Linked DNA regions of Homo sapiens: region 2 is linked to region 1. The links are chromatin loops, found by intact Hi-C in ENCODE. Cell type or tissue: heart left ventricle. All regions are shown on one strand.

Region 1 (2,500 bases):
GCCAGCAAATCCCAGAGCAGCCTTTACCATTCATCTCAGCATACCTTACATATAGTGCTGTGTATTCTGTGTGCCACGAAACGAAAAAGTTTACCTTCGAGTTGCAGACTAAAGCCAGCTTTGGAATGAGTGAAAAACAATTCACATTAACTCTAGGAAATTTTTAAAGGCCAAAAATATCTTGATAATTTCAGCTGCTAAGTAACAGGATAGGTTTTTTCCCCCTCTCCTCAATATCTTTTCTCTTCCTATTCCCATTGTTTTCCTAGAGGGTCTCTCTGGTAAGCCCGAGAGAAAAGAGATGGTAAGGCGCTAACACACTGAAGTTCTGCTGCAAGTGTCAATGTTAACAATATAAAGGTCTGTTTGTCTTGCAGATAATTTACATGGAAAGGCCTAAAGTTTTCCTCCTAGGATGCACAGGACCTGTAGGAACCAAGTTAGCCTCTCCAGGGGAGAAAGAAAAAAACTGCGTGCCTCCTTGTGTACATAGCCATAATTCCTGGATTGTAGGGTACATGCATTTGAACACAGTACATGCTGCCACGATGCCCTCCCAAATGGCTGTATCAGTTGTGTGAGGATACCTGTTTCCCCACGCTTGCTTCAAACTTCATATTTTTGTCCCAACAGATATGTGAAAAATAATTGTTTCATTTGCATACTGGTTAAGTTGAAATCTATCTTTTCATATATTTATAAACCTTTTGGATTTTTCTTTCTTCTCTGGATCGCTTTTGAGATTCTCTGCCAATTTTTAAAAAATTGGATCATATTTCTTATTGAATCATAGGCATTCTTATTCTAGTATTAAGCCTTTGTCACTTTTCACTTTATTTGTGGTGTCTTTAAGACTCAAGTTTTAGATTTTAGTATCATCAAGTTTATCAATTTTTTTCCCCTTTTATGGCCAACATGAAACTTCAAAATAAAGTTGGATTGTGTTTAGAAAAATAAGGAAGATCTAGGGAAGTCGAGTGGAGTTCTTAGGAGGATCCCAGAAGAAAGCAGACCAGCCCCATCTACATCTGACCAACAAAATAGAGAACAAACAGGACCACTGAAATAGCGGATGTGGAAAGCTAACAGGGAAAGTGGGAGCTGGGGGCGCCTCAGAGGCTAAGAGACAGAGGTGGATTGTGAAGGATTTACAAAGCTCTCTGAGATTACTTCAGGATTAGAAGTACAAAAAGAGTACATGGCCTGTGGGCTTGGCTAAGCTTTATAGCAAGCTTTCGGCTTTCCCTTAAACAAAAATGAACCTAGTCTCCTCAGGAAGCCAGAAGTCTTCTCACTTGGTGTCTGTCCGCTAGGGCTTGTCAAGAACTTACTTCTGTTTACAAAAGCCCTGAAGGCGGAGAAGAGTCAAGAGTGCTGCCATCTGCAGGCCATTTCAGGCAGCTCAAGAGGCAAAAGAAACGATGATTCTTGATTCTGATGGAAGGAGGCAAAGCTGAGACTTTAGAGAATCAGAGGAAACAACATAGGATAGCTCTGTTCAGCTACTCCAATGCCTCGGAGCAGTAGAGGCAGCAGTGATTTTAAAGGTGTGGGAAGAGGTGCTGGCACCTACATTAAAGGCAGTAGAAATCAGAAACTTACAAGCCTCACCTAGGCTGGGAGAGAAATCCTATTTGGGTTTCCTTTGACAGGAATCATTATTATTGGTGGTAGATTCTACCTGCCCCAAGGCACCCTTTTTGGGTGCTGGAAAAGGTACAGAAGTGCTGAGGGGCTGTCAGGAAATGGACTGGTGGCCCAGACTGAGCCAGGTCAACTCTACTCAACATTCAGCTCCATCTCCACTTGGCTCCAAGCCCTAAAGCAACTTCAGGGAAGGAATGTGCTGCCAAGCTCCTTCAGGTGGGTGCAGTTTTGGGACTGAGGTCTCTGCTTTCTTGCTGACTTTCAGTCAGGGGCCACTCTCAGCTGCTAGAGGCCACCTGCATACGTGGCTTCTTCCTCTTCAAGCCAGCAAGGGCACATGAAACCCTTCTTGTGCTTTAAATCTCTTTCTCTTCTTCAAGCATCTGGAGAAAATTGCTGTTAAAGGGATTATGTGATTAGGTCAGGCCCGCCAGGATAATCTCCCTTTCTTAAAATTAACTGTGACATACGATCTAATTACGGGAGTAAAATCCATCACTTTCACAGTCTAGGGATGATGCAGGCATGTTCACCAGTGGGCACAGAATCCTGGGGCCTCTCTTAGAATCCTGCCAACCACACCACTTCCTTGTCACCTTGCTAACTGTATTGGTTTCTCAATGTCTGACAGTCTTTTGCCTTTGTAAATTCTTTTGATCTTTTGGTCTTCTGACCTTGAGGATATTTTGTCTTTGAAATTTAATACTTTTGGCCGGGCGCGGTGGCTCACGCCTGTAATCCCAGCACTTTGGGAGGCCGAGGCGGGTGGATCATGAGGTCAGGAGATCGAGACCATCCTGGCTAACAAGGTGAAACCCCGTCTCTACTAAAAATACAAAAAATTAGCCGGGCG
Region 2 (2,500 bases), 150 kb after region 1:
GTAACCAAATATTAGAGGATAATAACCAAAGTATTATCCTCTCAGGGATCTCTTTCTATATGTTTGTTTATTTTGCCTTCTCATCTCAGGAAGTCGTGAAGATATATATTCATTCAAAAAGTGATTTGGGGATTTTCCTATATAAATATTACTGAAAATGCTATAAGGGGGTAGTAGCATCATGAAATATACTAACAAATAAAAACAATAAGAAGGTAAGAAACTTTAAAAAAACGATTTAAACAAATGCAAAAGAAATCTGAGCAAGCGAGTAATTTGAATGAGAGTGAGATTAATTTGAGGTGTCTTCAGGAAAGAAGTAATTTTAAAGCTATCTTAGCTTAACACAAGAGACAATACCCCATGGTAGAAAAACCACTGCACGAGGAGTTCAAAACCTGGTGCTGATCCTGGTAAATGACTTATCCTTTCTGTGCTTCAATTTCCTCACAATTAAGTTAGAATAATAGTGCAACTAATTCCTCAAAAGAGAAATTATATAGTGAACTTACTGAGTTCAATACCCTTTGCCAATAATGCGAGTGTAATATTTTAAAAATACCTCCTGATTTAGTTTCCCTCATTGTTTAGCAGACCTCTTTCCCCATCTTTACCTCCATGGAGGCTTAGCAGTGTGGCTGCGTTTGGGAGGGAACACATGCCATAAAGGCACTGGGAAGCCCAGAGGCTCTGCTTCTGACCAGAGGAAGTCGTAGGTAAACAGGAAGGGGCGGTGAAAGCAAAGACATCTCTTCCAGGTCTCGCAGGTCATGGGATAAGGCAGACAGGAGAGGCCCACCGTGTGGCAGATGTATTCCTCAAAATATATGCCCTTTCTGGGCTTTGGCCCAGAAGAGTGGATATGTTAGGGCAGGGACGCTTGCTTCAGCTTATATTTAAGGGTTAGGAAGGAGACTGCCTTACAGGATGCCCTGTTGCCAACCTGAGAGCAGCTGTAGCCAAGTAAATTCAGGGGTGCAGTGTCATGGTTAGGCAGAGAGAAACTCTGAGTTTAACTTTATTTACTGAGCCCAGGCCATGGAATTGATGGCACATGTGACTAAATGTTAGAGGAAGCTATAGCAGCAGCAGCAGCAGCAGCAGCAGCAGCAACTATGAGGAGGTCAAATCCGCTAGGGAGCAATGCAGGGCCCCGTGCAAGCTGAGAGATCAAACTGTGAGATCAAACTGTGAGTCACAGCAGCCACAGGCGTCAGTTGCTATAAGTGGAATCACCAGGGTGGGACCAGTCAACCTTCTGCAGTCCAGGCAACCCAGATGGCCACTCCCCATGACAGGCCGGCACGCTCAAGGATGCCATGAGGACAGCTGGATCCAGCAACCCAGCCGCTGTCATGCAATCACAGAAGCCACCATTGCCACCTTTCCTCCCAGCCACTAGCTTGAGAGTGGAGACAAATCTGGGAGACTGAGGCTTGCCAAACTAAACAAGTTGAGAATTAATCTAAATAGAATCCTTTAACCATTATATTTTTTCAGCCAACTAATTTTATCAGGTTGGCTTTCTTTTTTTAGATTAAAAAAAAGTTTTTGTTACCAAGCAGGAAAGATGAAATCATACACACAAAACAAAATGAAACATAAGTATTAATAGTAATAATACCTTTGCAGCAGAATCATAACTATATTTACATTAAACTCATATCTTTGTATTAGTCCCTGGAATACTGGAATACTTAACTTTTTTGAATAAATGGATGAATGAAGCTCATAAAAATAATATATTTTTTGGAAACTTGGTATGGGCAAATACTACTGTAAAGAATCTTAAAAACAAGGTGATGGTGGACAGAATCTCTGATACAGTCAGCACCTTTGTACTTACTGTTTCCCTTCTCCTTCTCCTTCTCCTCCTTCTTCTCCTTCTCCTTCTTCTTTTTTTTGAGAAAGTCTTCTTCTGTTCCCCAAGCTGGAGTACAGTAGTGACATGATCGTAGCACACTGCAGCCTGGACCTCCCAGGGTTAAGTAATCTCCTCACCTAGCCCCCTGGACTCAAATGATCCTCCCATCTTGCTCTCCCAAACTGTTGGCATTACAGGCATGAGCCACTGCACCTGGCCTGTTTCTCCTTCTTAGAATGCTCTCCCCCCACATGACTGCTTGTTTGGTTCTTTTTCTCCGGTCTTTATTTAAAAGTCATCTTCTCAGGGAGGGTGTTTACTATCTAATATTCCAACCCCTTGAAAACTTTCTATCTCTATCTTCTTTTCTTATACTTATGTGAACATAATTTACATTTTTAGATTTATTTGTGCTTAGGATCAGTAACACTAGCAGTTCTGACAACTAACTCCTAAATATGAGTGATTTAACATGAGAAATGGTTATTTCTTATTCATGTAACAAGTCTAGGGGTAAGTGGAGCTATTCTCTTGGGTAGCTCTTTTCCAAGTGGAACTCAGAAAGCCAGACTTTCATGTTGCAGTGCTGCTATCTTTCAAAATGTGGCCTTTCATGGTCTCTAGGGAAGGGGAAAA

What was found. Peaks named below come from ENCODE experiments on the same cell type or tissue, not always from the same donor. Only the 100,000 strongest peaks of a DNase experiment are listed, where the experiment ranks them.
Region 2: a loop joins it to region 1, with 3 times the contacts of the local background. A loop is called at or near these places in 10 of 110 quality-filtered maps.

The regions. Positions count from the first base shown.
Region 1 is chr2:196,750,082-196,752,581 of GRCh38, reverse strand. No RefSeq gene overlaps it. Among named protein-coding and RNA genes, the nearest start is that of GTF3C3, 48 kb to the left of the region's middle. In heart left ventricle, CTCF peaks have their summits at 1,197 and 1,396 (motif pointing left); a DNase peak (open chromatin) is centred at 1,384.
Region 2 is chr2:196,600,321-196,602,820 of GRCh38, reverse strand. No RefSeq gene overlaps it. Among named protein-coding and RNA genes, the nearest start is that of HECW2, 8.0 kb to the right of the region's middle. In heart left ventricle, no CTCF peak of the experiment used is centred here; a DNase peak (open chromatin) is centred at 1,190; H3K27ac peaks cover 461 bases.